Linked DNA regions of Homo sapiens: region 1 is linked to region 2. A link is a contact called in ENCODE Hi-C data. All regions are on one chromosome and are shown on one strand. The core of a region is the stretch at or near the end of the contact, and the rest is flanking DNA. Distances in the headings are between cores, read along the strand shown. Region 1 holds the start of UBA6-DT (UBA6 divergent transcript). Region 2 holds the start of THAP6 (THAP domain containing 6).

The links. A loop is a pair of places that touch in the nucleus more often than their neighbours do. Pooled maps may share reads with other maps.
Region 1: a loop to region 2 is called in a map of CD8-positive, alpha-beta T cell, with 6 times the contacts of the local background. The contact joins the promoter of UBA6-DT here to the promoter of THAP6 in region 2. A Hi-C loop is called at or near these places in 1 of 168 maps with a recorded cell type or tissue (CD8-positive, alpha-beta T cell) and 7 of 50 pooled maps.

Annotation. Positions count from the first base shown.
Region 1 is chr4:67,699,476-67,706,774 of GRCh38, reverse strand. UBA6-DT (UBA6 divergent transcript) reads right to left here and starts at 5,497. Exons shown (of 2, transcript NR_015439.1): 1 at 5,291-5,497. UBA6 (ubiquitin like modifier activating enzyme 6) reads left to right here and starts at 5,620. Exons shown (of 33, transcript NM_018227.6): 1 at 5,620-5,726. The coding sequence starts at 5,656. RefSeq lists silencers at 5,527-5,596, 5,727-5,896.
Region 2 is chr4:75,512,089-75,519,348 of GRCh38, reverse strand. It overlaps THAP6 (THAP domain containing 6), which reads right to left and starts at 4,876. Exons shown (of 5, transcript NM_144721.6): 1 at 4,829-4,876; 2 at 3,817-3,916; 3 at 2,370-2,577. The coding sequence starts at 3,896. RCHY1 (ring finger and CHY zinc finger domain containing 1) reads left to right here and starts at 4,946. Exons shown (of 9, transcript NM_015436.4): 1 at 4,946-5,152. The coding sequence starts at 5,063. RefSeq lists enhancers at 4,181-4,400, 3,976-4,906, 4,741-5,220, 4,907-5,837.

The sequences.
Region 1 (7,299 bases), core at 4,248-6,747, 7.8 Mb after region 2:
CTCAGGTACGTCTTTATCAGCAGTGTGAAAATGGAGTAATACACCCTAGAAATAAATGTAACCAAGGAGATGAAAAATTCTTATAAGGAAAATTATGAAACACTGATTAAGGAAATTGAAGAGGTCACACACAAAAAATGAAAAGGTATCACATGCTCACAGACTGGAAGAATTGATATTTTTTAAATGACCACAATGCCAAAAGTCATCCACAGATTCAATGCAATTACTATCAAAATTCCAATGACATTCTTCACAGAAATAGAAAAAAAACTCCTAGCGTTCATATGGAACCACAAAAGACCATGAATAGCCATAGCAATCCTGAGCAAAAAGAACAAAGCTGGAGGCATCACAGTAGACTTCAAAATATACTACAAAGGATTATGGTATTGGTATAAAAACATACACATAGAGCAATGAAACAGGAGAGAACATGTAGAGAATAGAGAAACAAAAGGCATTCAAACTGTAAAGGAGAAAGTGAAATTGTACCTATTTGCAGAAAACATGATATTACACTTTTTAAAAAGTCCTAAAAGCTTCATCAAAGTACTCTTGAAGTTGATAAACAAATTCAGTAAAGTTCAACTTATTTTCAACAAAGGTGTTAAAGACATTCAGTGGGGAAAGGACAGTCTTTTCAATAAATGGTGCTGGGAAAAACTGAATATCCATATGCAGAAAAATGAAATTAGATTGCTATATCTCATCATAGGCAAAAATCAAATCAAAATGCATTAAAGCCTTACTTGTAAGACCTGAACCTATGACACTCCTAGAAGAAAACATTGAGGACATACTTTAGGACACTGGTCTGAGCAAAAATTTTTGGGGTAAGACCTCAAAGGTACAGGCAACCAAAGCAAAAATAGACAAACGGAATTACATCAAGCTAAAATCCTTCCGTAGAGCAAAGTAAACAATCAATACAGAGAACAGACAACCCAGTGAATGGAAGAAAATATTTGAAAACTACTCATACAAGAGATTAATAATCAGAATATATAAGGAACTCAAACAACTCCATAGCAAAAACCCCCAAATAATCCAATTTTAAAATGGGCAAATGATCTAAACAGGCATTTATCAAAAGAAGACATATAAATGGCCAACAGACATATGAAAAAATGCTCAACATCACCAGTCACCAGGGAAATGCAAATCAAAACCACAATAAGACATCATCTCACCTCAGTTAAGATTACTATTACCAAAAAGGCAGAAAATAACAGATGCTGGTGAGGATGTGGCAAAAGGAGAACACTAGTGCATTGCTGGTGGGAACGTAAATTAGTACAGAAACTATGAAAAACAGTATGGAAGTTTCTCAAAAATCTAAAAATAGATCTACCACATGATCCAACAATCCCATTCCTGAGTATACATCCAAAAACGGAATTCAATAAATTTAAAAGGTATCTGCATGCCCATGTTTATTACAGTACTATTCACAATAGCCAAGATATGGAATCAATCTAAGTGTCCATCAACAGATGAATGGATTTTAAAAATGTGTCATCTACACAAAAACATGAAATCATGTAGTTTGAAGCACCATAGATGGAACTGGAGGTCATTATGTTAAGTGAAATGCCAGGCATAGAAAGACAAATAGCACATATTCTCACTCATAAGTGAGAGCTAAAAAAGTGGATCTCATGGCAGTAGAGAGTAGAATGATGGTTACCAGAGGCTGGGAAGGTTGGGGGTAAGGAGGATGAAAAAGGTTGCGTAATGGGTACAAAAATACAATTAGATAGAGGAAACAATTTCTAGTGTTCGATAGCACTAGAGGGTGACTATAGTTAACAATAATTTATCATATATTTCAAAATAGCTAGAAGGCAAGATGTGAAATGTTCCTAACACAAAGAAATAAACAATGTTTGAGGTGATGGATATCACAATTACCTTGGTTTTATCATTATACCTTGTACGCAAATATCAAAATACCCCATAAATATATGCTTATTATGTATGTATTAATTTAAAAAGGAAATAAAACCATAATATTGCTGAACATTACACAAAAGCAACAGAAAAGGGAATTCTCTGAAATTAGAAAAGTTTTCCCAAAACCTGTGAGAAAGCAAATAAGCATAGAATAAGAAAGTAAAAATCTGCTTTGCCATTCATCAGCTATGGGATAACAGGCATAAATAAAGCCAGCTGTGAAATTAACAGAAAATACTATTTCTCTCTGGAAGATGCTTTAAAATGTCTCAAACACACACACACACACACACACACACACACACACACACACACCCTTAGAGTAACTGATTTTTTACTCACACAATGCCCTTTTCTCTAAAATCATAGAACATTTATGACAATATCAAAAGATTGTCAAAAACTCTGCTGTTTAAATCCTATTATTAAGATTGAAATATCTCACTCTTGGCTAGAATATCTAAAGTCACATTGACACAGAGAAATAGTTTCTACTTCTGAGAGGCAGAACTTTGCAATTTCCAAAAAACAGAACCCTGGGTCCATCTTGTATTACGTTGGTGCAAAAGTAATTGCAGTTTTTGCCATTAGTAATAGTTTAGATGTAGTGTAGAATTCTTTACAAACAGCCTTGCTTTCTTTTGAGTCTATCAAAGCACTACTTCATTTCAATTCCTTCTAAACTCCATACTTCCCCAAATTCCTACAATAAATCTATCTCTTCCTCTGTTGGTGAGGTACCCCATGGTTCTTCTGGAATGTGGGCTCCCTCCTTGCAATGAGCCAGTAAACCTGATGATATGGTCTGCTCTGTGTCCCCACCCAAATCTCACTTCAAATTTTAATTCCCATGTGTGCAAGGAGAGACCTGGTGGGAGGTGATTAGATTATGGGGGCAGTTCCCCCATGCTATTCTTGTGATAATGAGGGAGTTCTCATGAGATCTGATGGTTTTAAAAGTGGCAGTTTTCCCACGATCTCACTTCTCTCCTGCCACCGTGTAAGATATGTCTTGCTTCTCCTTCACCTTCTGCTATGATTTAAGTTTCCTGAGGACTCCCCAGCCATGTGGAACTGTGAGTCAACTAAATCTCTTTCCTTTATAAATTACCCAGTCTCGGGTATTTCTTTATAGCAGTGTGAAAACAGACTAATATACCTGACTTTCTTGGAATACAGTTTTGTTCCTGATAAACTTAGGCTTATTGGGCTAAGAAGCCTGTCTCATATTAGTTCAGGAACACCAATTTCACATAAAAATGAGCAATAACTCACGCCTGTAATCCCAGCACTTTGGGAGGCCAAGGGGTGGATCACGAGGTCAGGAGATCGAGACCATCCTGGCTAACACGGTGAAACCCCGTCTCTACTAAAAATACAAAAAATTAGCCGGGCGTGGTGGCAGGTGCCTGTAGTTCCAGCTACTCGGGAGGCTGAGGCAGGAGAATGGCGTGAATCCGGGAGGCAGAACTTGCAGTGAGCCAAGATCCCGCCACTGCACTCCAACCTGGGCAACAGAGCAAGGCTCTGTCTCAAAAAAAAAAAAAAAAAAAAAAAAAAAAGAGCAACAAAAAAAGCATCAAGTTCAAATCCATGCAGTTATTATGTGAAGAGAATAAGGAATATAACATCATCATCAAAGATAATAAAAACATGCCTGAAAGATGCACTACAAAACAATTTATTATTTTGAAACTAGCTAAATGACATTAGAGAAATGATAAAAGATATGGAAGAACTTGATTCTGAATTAGAAAAACCTCAGAAATGAGGTGACAGAACTCAGGAGAATTAGTAATAAAGAATAAACTACAAGAAACACAAAAGCTAATAAATGCAACAGATTATGATTTGCTGTAAAGAAACCGAGTCAATCCTTAGATCAATGTTTCTGTAATAATTCTGATTGTCAGACACTTTCTCCAATTAATTATTAAGGAGGGGCTCATGAAAACACTAGTCTCACCAAATTGATATATCAATTGTTGATAACAGTTTGTACCTTTTGTATATTAGTTTTGCTGAATGTAAAATCTTTGGCCTACATATTTTTCCCTTAAGTTTCCTCAATATGTCATTCTACTTTCTTATGACATAAAGCCTCACTGTCAAAAAGCTGTGATCGCCTAGTTTTCTTTCCCATTTTACATATGTGACAAAACATTAAAATCTGTTAAATCTGGTTGCTTGTTACATGCCTGAAATAATTCACACCATATTTTATCAAATCTAACATGCCCTCAATTTTAAGATGCATCGTTTTCTGTATTTATTTTTTAAAAATTCATCCTCTATTCATGGATGTTAAAATATGAAGAAGCGTGGGTAATGGCAGGCCATTGTTTTGGCCTAGCCTTCTACACTAGGCCCCATCAGATCAAACCAGAATGGAGTTGCTTGTGCTAAGCACCATGTAATTAAAGTGGATTTTGAAAAAATGAGCCAGTTTTTTTTAAAAAAACAGGAGATTCTAGTTAACCTAGTGGGCATAATAAGGAAGTATGCTCTGTTTTAACCTTTACAAGGAAAGAAACTTTGAAATAATCTGATTTTTGTTCTGTTTCTGCTTTCTTCAATCTTTTTCATTATCTTCAGTCCTGTAGCATTATCTTAGTGCTAGAGCAGAGCCTTGAAAGAATAGAACACAGATCAAGAACATTTTAATGTGGAAAAGGTTCACAACTGGATTGAGGAACACGGATAATGCTATAGGTGAGCAACATAAAGCTTCCAGGTATTTTAAGATGTGCAATTTTGAAGAGAATAGAGGGCACGAAGGATAATACAGTTTTGCCTGGACCCTCATCTCCATATGAGAGGAAAAATTTCTAATTAAAAATATGATACATCACAGAAAATTACATAATACCCAAAGTATATGCTAATTTTAAAAATCCTGCAGATGTTTATTCAAATATACAGTGTTATTTAGTGAAAGACAAATCCTAATGTTATTGTGTCCAACTCATTTTTGCTTTCTAAGAAAGGTGACACGGAAGTAAATGAAAAAGAATTATATGAGAACTTTTTAGATATGTGTTCTGGTAATCTAACAGTGACTAGCTCTATAACCTTGACCAAGTCACTTGCACTGACCGGAAGTTCCTTTCCCTTACCCACAAATTTAAGGGACCAAACTGGATGATCTAACGACATCTATGGCACTAAAAGTCACATGATTCTATTAAATCTGAGGCAGCGCCTCACATGTAGTGGACTCCCAAAATTATTTATTAAATGTATAACATCTTTAAGTGGTATCCCCTCACTGACAATCTGGAGCTATTAGCAGCCTTCAGTTTATTTATAAAATAAAGCTGTTTCCTCTTCTTACCGTTAAGACTCTTTTAAGGATTTGCAACGCTATCCCATCATTTCGCGGGTTACTAGAGTCCTGCATGTTTGGCTGTAGAGCAAGGGTGACGCGTAACTTCTGGACTTTGGTTCCATCTACATCTGCCGGATGCGGATGCCAGTCGCAACAGTAACGCCCCCTTCGGCCACCTGCACCACAGCACGCCATGCGGCCACACCCAAACCGGAAACCAGGACGCCCCTAGGGTTGACGGGAAGGCGCTGCCGGGCTCCTAGCTTCCCCAGGCCCGCCCCCTCTGATGACGTCTCCGCCCGCCCCTTGACCCCCCCACGGTCCCGCCCCTTCCTACCTTCCAGTAGCCGGCGGCGGTGTCTCAGGCGGCAATGGAAGGATCCGAGCCTGTGGCCGCCCATCAGGGGGAAGAGGCGTCCTGTTCTTCCTGGGGGACTGGCAGGTGAGAGGACGAGAAGGGCGAAGGTGAGGGGTCGCGGGTGGGACCCAGGCTCCGGGTTTCTGCTTCTTTCTTTCCGGCGGGCTGGGGGCGCCCGAGAGGCCGCGGGGCCGAGCAGAGCCGGCCCTGGGAGGCGAGGGGCGCGCGCGGAGTGGGTGTGGCGACGTGGGCTAGGGCCTCTGCTGTTGCCGGCTTTCCTGAGGGAAAAGTCCCCTTTCCGCACCTTTGAGGGCTTTCTCAGTTCTGGCTGGGATTCGGGATCCTCCTTCCTCCAAGTCACCAGACTTGGGGGGCTCCGGTCGAGAGCGAGTTCTGGTCTCGGTCACTTGGCGTGAGCTTCCCCGACTGGTGCCAAGCACCTTTCCTCCTTTCCGTAAAAAGAAAGCTAGGAGCGCCACTGTGCACCTCCACTGAGATCCTCTTTTGAAAACTATTACCAGAAGGAACTTGGTAAGAATGAATCAGTAGCAATCTGGACACCCTGAGGCCTTTGTTGACTTCGGAAGAAGGAAAAAAAAAAAGCCAGGAAAAAAAAATACACAAGTTACCCATTCTTATTTCCCACTTGGTTTTGAAGTTCTTCAGGTCTTTCCCGCCCCTGTAAAATTAGGGGGAAAATATTTGTGCTAGGCCTTTACCAATTTCTTGGTTAGTAGTTCCTCTTTCAATCATCTCATAATTAATAAAGCAAGTGGTTACATTCTATCCACCACTGTCAGAATACACCATGCCAAAGATAGAATTGATGGATGTATTATTTTCAGCTGATGTGAGACTTTGTAAACCTGTAGCCTTTTCGCCAGTTTCAGACTGAAGGGATGCTTTCAGTTTCATGGTGTTGTCTGCCATTGCCAACACTGCCAGAGTGGAGGGATATTATGTAATATAACCCGCGCCTTATTTGAAGCGTTTTTGATTGTCTTATAGATCATATTATTTTTACATATTTTTGAAACATTCCAGTGAGGCACAACTTTCTGAAAAGGGCCAGTCACGCCATTAAGTGGCAGAGCTAGTTAGACTGCAGCTGTTCTCGTTTTTATTCAGATTTACCCACCAGGCCTATTGCCCCCGCCATGCAAGGAAAACAGCAAGTGAAAGTGTACTAGGGATAAAATGATAGGAAAGTAGATAATAAAAAACTTTGGCCGGGCGCAGTGGCTCAAACGCTTGCAATCCCAGCGCTTTGGGAGGTCGAAGCAGGCGGGTCGCTTGAGCTCAGGAGTTCTTAGACTAGCCTGGGCAACATGGCGAAACCGCGTCTCTACAAAATACAAAAAAATTAGCTGGGCGTAGGTGATGCACGCCTGTAGTCCCAGCTACTCGGGAGGCTAAGATGAGAGGATCGCTTGAGTCTAGAGAGATCGAGGCTGCAGTGAGCCGAGATCGTGCCACTGCACTCCAGTCTGGGTGACAGAGAGAGACCCTGTCTCAAAAAAAAAGAAAAGAAACAAATTTTGTTAATTTTTATATTTTGTTACAATGCCCAAACAGGGTATATTGTGTATGTGTGTGTTTTTTATTAGGTAGGTGATCTCTTAGAACACAGCTATCTTCTGATTTGCCTTGGTAATTG
Region 2 (7,260 bases), core at 3,627-6,126:
AGCATAATTAAAAAAAAAAAAAAGATGTGCCCCAAAATGTTCAGAGCTGCACAATTTATAATAACCCCAGTGTGAAAAACTACCCAAACATTTATCAATAGTAGAATGAAGAAATTGTACAATGCAATACCATACAGCAAAGAAAATTAATGGACCAGTATCTCATGCTACAATGTGGATGAATCATACAAGATGTTGAGCTAAAGAAGCCAGAGTACATACTGTAGACAGGACTCCATGTATATAATTGACAGTGATAAAGTCAAGACAGTAGTGACTGGGAAAGCATGTGAGGGAGGCTTCTGGGTCACTTGCAATGTTTTATATCTTGGTCTGAGGGGAGTGACATGAGTGTACCCACTTTGTGAAAACTCATTGATTTGTACACTTACAAGCACTCTTCCACAAATATATTTTACTTCAACATAAAGTTTAGTTAAAAAAAAGTGATGTTCTACATAGGTTTCTCTTAAACATGTGATCCATAGATCTGCAGCACAAACAGATTGGGATGCTTTTTTAGAAAGTACACTCCAATTTACTGAATCTAATTCTCTGGAAGATGTAGGATTCTGTATTTTAAACAAACTCACTGGATAATCCTTACGTAGACTAAAGTTTGAAAGCTACGGTGTAGGAAAATATTTAATGTCATGGAGAGTAGTAGTTAATAGTAGACTCTGAAGTCAAAATGCCTGGGATCAAATCTAGCCTCTGCCATTTAATAGAGGTGTGACCCTGGGAAGGGCATTCTAGTTCTCTGGGCCTCAGTTTTCTCAAGTGATAAAATGAAAATAATAATAGTATTTACCTGACATGGTTCTTTCAAGGACTGAGTTAATAGACATGTAAAGTACTTGGAATAGTGCCTGGCACATAGTACACACTATTTTAAAAAACCCAATAAAGCAAATAAAGGAAAAGGTATACAGTATAATTCTATTTCCAGAAGATTATCTATATAAGTATAGATGCATATTTACGGATAATTACAAAGATACAGATCAAAGTGTTCACAGTATTATCTATGGATTATGTGATTATTTTATTTTTGCTCCTATAATCTTATTTTCTAAAATGAAAAATTTATTTGTTATAAGAAAATCAATAGTTTTTGAAAGTTGGTAACTTATGGTTTATTTGATTTATTATGCCCATATTTCTTAAGGTCCCCTTAACATTACGGCTAGATGACACCTTGGTGGTAGGAAAAAAAACAAAAGCCCTAGACCAACTTTCCCAAGATACTGTATATTTATTAGCACCGAAGAAAGTGAGGCATTCTCTACCTGATCACTCAGGTTCTACAATATGACCAACTGCAGAAAGTGACCAGGACTGCATGGGAGCGGGTACGCTTTTGGCTACTTCTCTTGTTTTTAGTTGCCAGGAAGGAGATCCCTTTCAATGGAGGCTCTCCCTGAATTTTCCACATTGGAATCAATCAATCAATGTCTATAGGTTCTAGAAATTCACTTTCAGGTATACAAAGTCAAGAGAGATACTGAGGGTGAGGCAGCCAACCCATGGGAATATTACCCAGAAAAAACATGGAATTCAATTAGCGTTTACTTATTTGACTGTTCTTTCTTTTCCTGACCTTTTCTTCTCCTGTTCTTAGATCTCTTTTTTGGTTTTCTTCCTTTTGATCCTACCTAGACTTTATGCTTGCATGTATGTGGCTCTTACAAGTACTTTAGTCCTGTTAGTGGTTCTACTCCTGACTTCTGCCCCAGTGTTAAGGACTGCCAACTTGGAACATCAGTTCAACCTTCTTACGTTAACTTCCATTTTTAGACAAAAATCTTCAGTTATGCTAATTCCTAAAGTCAGCCCACTTCATCAAACCTTAGTAATATACAAATATTTATGAGTGGTTACTGGTAAAATACTCCTACTACACATTACAAAAGTTGAAGATGCAGTCTACAAATTTAAAACTTCAAGAACAGACTTCAAATGAATAAGCAAACAATAAAAATGTTAGCAAGAGTGGTGAAGGTTCTTCAATAGTATCATAAAAAGTGAGCAATGGCCAGGCACGGTGGCTCATGCCTGTAATCCCAGCACTTTGGGACGCCGAGGAGGGTGGATCACGAGGTCAGGAGTTCAAGACCAGCCTGGCCAAGATGGTGAAACGCCATCTCTCCTAAAAATACAAAAATTAGCCAGGTGTGGTGGCAGGTGCCTGTAATCCCAGCTTCTCGGGAGGCTGAGGCAGAGAATTGCTTAAACCCTGGAGGCAGAGATTGCAGTGAGCTGAGATCGCGCCACTGCACTCCAGCCTTGGTGACAGAGCGAGACTCTATCTCAAAAAAAAAAAAAAAAAAAAGTGAGCAATGATGGTAAACAGTATCTCATAAACAAACCTGTAGGTGATATGGAGAATCAAAGATAGAAGGTATGACTCCAGGTTTCAGTTTAATATTTGGAGCACTTCTGTCAAAATCTGTCTTCTTAAAGTGCCTCGAACACAACACATCTCCTTTTTTAGGCTCCCAAATGCCGGCTGCATTCACATCAAGTCTTTTCATTGCTAATACCCATTTCCTTTTGATGTTTTCATCTGTGGGGAATCTAGAAAAAAAATACAAAAAATATTTTAAAATCAAATACTATTGCTATATAATTGAATTAAAGCTGCCTTATACAACTGTGACTAAATTGATTCGTTAACTAGTTTATTAGTCTTGAGAATTATAATATTTAGGAAACCATAATTCATGCTTTTGTTACTTTCCGTTTTAATATTCAGATTTTCTGCCAATCATGCTGCAGATATATGGCCCTCATTTCATTTTTTCTCACATTATAAGGAAGAAAAGTTTCAATGGATATTTAGCATCTTATAGTAAGATCCACAATTGAAGGTATTTATTCATCTATAGATGATAAAAGAATTATCACTTGGGCCTTTTCCTATCTGAAATGATATCCAGAATTTATCCTCGATAAAAAGGGCCCCTTGTAATTCCATTCTTCTGTCAGCACCAGAAAATTGCTTAGTACAGCATTTAATACATAGCAGGTCTACAGATGCTTAGTGAATGAATGCAGAGAATAGCTGCAGTGTGGAGTTCTGGAGATCAGAGCTATTTTGAGAGATATGAAGGCCTAATAGCCATATCTTACTCAATTTTCAAGCTGGTTCAAATTTTTCTAAAATAAGGTAGGATATATATGCTCAGTTTTGATTTATTATATCTAACAAAATAGCTAGGAGATCTTTCTCTAACACATAGGACAGTGCCTGGCACAAAAGCAGCAAAATAAACCTTTAACAAGTGAACAACTATTAAATCTTATTACTCCTTCACTTACTCCTTCATGGCTGTCAAGAGAATGGCTAAAATATGAAACTAAAATCATTTTGATTTATTTGCAACACAGCTAAAGATCCCTTGGTCTTAACTTGTAATTTGTATTTTTTCTCTATAACCTATGCTTGATCTACTTCTAAATAGAGAGGGCAATATATTCGAGCAAAGCTCCTTCATTCAGATTGTAAACTACATGTAAACAACATTGAATTTCTTTGGCGGTGTGATAAAATACAAAGTAATAATATTAGCAAAAGTTAGCCTTATGGTATTTTTTGTAAACCAGTCTCTGATATCTTAAAGTCTCTGATATCTTAAAACTTTTAAACTAAATTATAAACATGTAAAGGTATCACATTGTCACTTCAAATTTAACAAAAAGGTTATTTAAAAAGGACTCGGGAACTAAAGTTCAAAATTGAAGACTTAAGTAGAACTGTCTTTTGCTTTTTATAACATGGCCAAAGTATTTGGCTTAACTACAGCAAAATCTTACACGTGAAATGTCAGTCCTTTTAACTTCGAATTTGGCAAGCAGCGAGAAGCACATCCAATGGCGGAGCAGCATTTCACCATTTTAGCAACTCATAACAAAACTGAAAGAAAATTAGAATGTTAAGAGTTAGTAACCGGAAAGCTGAAGGGGAATATTTTCCCTTTCCCGGTGTTTTAGGAAACACAAAATCAGGATAGAAAGCTAAAGACAAATATCTTCTTCTAACACCTGCAGCTTTGCTTACATCATTTTCCAGGGCCTTGACTCTTTAATAAGGAGAAACATATTTAGCTGTGTACCCCGAGTATGATTTCAATTTTGTTGGCTTGTACATTTTCCTTCCACCTTCTAACAGGTACCATGTTCTTTGTGCCACAAAGCCTTTTGCACACTAACTCCTACCCATCTTTCAGCCCTCGGCTTGCATCGCTTCCCCAGGGAAGCCTTCCCTCACTGACACTCAGATTGTCAGAGCTGCTCTAATATTAGCTCTCACAGGACACACACTTCTTCCTAGCACTTCTCCAGGTTGTAATCTTACATTTATTGCAGTGATTGCTCTTATTAATGTCTTCCTCCTCCACCAGTCTTGTTAGTTCCATGAGGTCATGGTGGAGTGTGTCTATTTTTCCTTACTTTTTGTCCTCACGGTTTAGCTGGTGACTGGCAATAGTGAATGTCAGTACATATTTTGAAAGAACAGCAAGTAAACGGGAAAGGGAGGAAGCAAGAAGCACTTCGAGGTGCCAGCGAGCACCCTGGCGTCCAAGAGCAGCGCGCGGGACCCGCTGAGCCCAGGGCCCGGGCCGAGCTCCGCCCCTTTCTCCAGGCTCCCCGCCACCGGAGGGAGAGAGGGAGGACCCGTCACAGGTAACGATGCGCCCAGTGAGCGTCCTTTCCTCTGGGGCCAACCAGCGTCTCCGCGCCGCTGCCGCCAACCTCGCGCCGAACTACGCCCTGAGATTTGGGCGGGTAGCGATTGGGGGAAAACAGGCAACCTAAGAGTTATTACCGTTAGCAGCGAAGACTGCGACTAACGTCAACGACGGAGACTGCGTCTGCCTTCGCTTCCGCCTCGTAGCCCCGGGAACCGGAAATCCGTCTGCCCCGGGTCACGTGCTTAGGAGCCATATTGTCGCTAGTGGCCGCTGGGGCTGGGAGGGGTGTGCTAGAGAGGCGCAGCTTCTCTGGGCGTGGTTTTTATCCTGGGGGAAGGATCGGTGGAATGTGAGGGGAGGTGGAGGAGATGGCGGCGACGGCCCGGGAAGATGGCGCCAGCGGTCAAGAGCGAGGTCAGCGGGGCTGCGAGCACTATGACAGAGGATGTCTCCTAAAGGTGACGCCTTCTATGGACTCTTCCCTGACAAGCTTCCGTCAGGTTGGGCTGGGGCGGGCTGGGCAGGTGGTTAGGCTTGGATTTAAGTTTGAGGTTAACCTGATTTTCAGGATACCTTTTCCACCTGGAACTGGGTTCTTCTTGAGGAGAACGTTTTTGGCAAGGCGATAAGCCCCACCTTTCCTACCTGCTTCGTACCTTTAAAGCAAAACCCTTCTTGGGAAGTGATTAGGCTTGCACAGTGGTCTCTGCCAGTGGGCTTATTCGTCTTTTGCTGCCGAAGTAGACTGAGGCAGCCCCGGGCCTGTACTGGGGTTTTCCGTTCAGGTGTGTGATGAAATAATGGAAGTGGAGATAATGGAAATAAGCAAGTGGAGAACCCGAATACGATTTCAGCTCCTGTGGTAAAGTTTTATAGCCTGCCAGCTTCATGTTAAAGGCAGTGCACATGTTCAGACGTAGGAGAAAACGTGTGTCCCAAAAAAGAAGACAATCATGTAATTGCCATTAAATAGGAAATTATGCATAGGAAAGTGCCTAATAAGCATGTATTGTTACTCTGAGAAAACTTCTTAATCTGTATTTTTTTTTAAATTGGCACGTATTCAATTGAAGTTTCCTGATTTTCCTTGCAAGAAACAGTACAAAAATTTTGCTTAGAAAACTTGAGCTTTGGAACCTCAACCGCCCTATCCCCAAATCTTAGCTCTCCTCTTTAATAACTGATTTTAGCTAGCTCCTCTCTACCCCGTATGTAAAATGGAGATGATCGCGCCTGTTTCATAAAAGTGTATGAGGATTATATACTAAAGGGCGTGTATAGTGTTTAACAGGGCGCATTCCCTGAAGTAAATGAGTAGTAAATATATACCACCATGACTGTTACTATCATCGTCAATCTGAGTATTATTATTTTTTGTTCTTTCACTTCACAAGTCAGCCTTGCTGGTCACTGCCTCATTATTAGAAGCAAGTTCAAGTCTCAGGCCTGTACGTGCATCCTAAACTCTTTTCTATAGGTCATGGCTTGACGAACATTGCTCCACTGAACTGGATGAAGCTCCTTAAAAATGTTGGTCATCCACCAAGTGTTGTGTAAGGAAATTGAATGCTATCCTTATGATTCAATTTCTACTGAGATGTATTATTATTCTTTCAAACTTGAGGTCTAAAACGGAATTTAACATCTTGGTGCCCCCCATAAACCACACAATTAGATCTGTGTATCATAGCACTAAGATACTTCGCCCTAGGTGTCAAACAGTTTTTGCCTTCCCCCGCCCCCCCCCCCCCCTTAAATACCAGAGGCCAAGTGAAGTATTTCAAGGAGGATGTGGTCAGCTGGGTCAAATGCAGCTGTTTGAGTAAGATAACTGAGAATTGCCCTTTGGATTTGGCAAGGAAGAGGTCACTGGTGATCTTGACAAGAGGAGTTTTAGTGGAGAGATCAGGATTAGAGTGAATTTAGGAAAGAATGGGAGGAGTGGAATTGAAAATAGCACTTATAGGGTATTCTTGGGGTTTAGCTGTAAAGGGGAGCAAAAAAAAGATGTGGTTGCTGGGAGATCTGGCACCATATTTTTTCCTCTTTAAGAGAGGAAGTATTACAGCATGTTTGTATATTCTAGGAAATGATACAATAGAGTGAGAACGTTTTATAATGCAGGAGAGAGTGAGAAAACTGTAAGGGCATTGTCCCTGAGTAGCCAAAGGGGATGAAATCCAGTGCACAAGTGAAGGAGTTGGCCTTAGAAACATAGACTGTCAGTTCTTCCTAAGGGAAGGCAGAGAATGAGGTATATTTGCAAGTAAGTTAATAGAGATAATAGGAGGATGTTCTTTTCAGGCCTGTCAGCAGGAAGTATGTTTACTGTTTTTATAGTGAAATAAGGTCATCAGCAGAGTGTTAAGGAGGAAGAGTTGTTAGAGTTTTAAAGCCAGAGGAGAAGAAGTGAAATGATCATCTAAATCTTAGGTCTTAGACTCTGGAAGAATGAGAGAATTGACCAGGGAAACGTGGTAGTAAGTGTCCACCTCATATGAACCAGCAAGGACGGTGATGCTTTTTCTCTAGCCATATTCACCTGCTTCTGATAGAAGTCAAATAG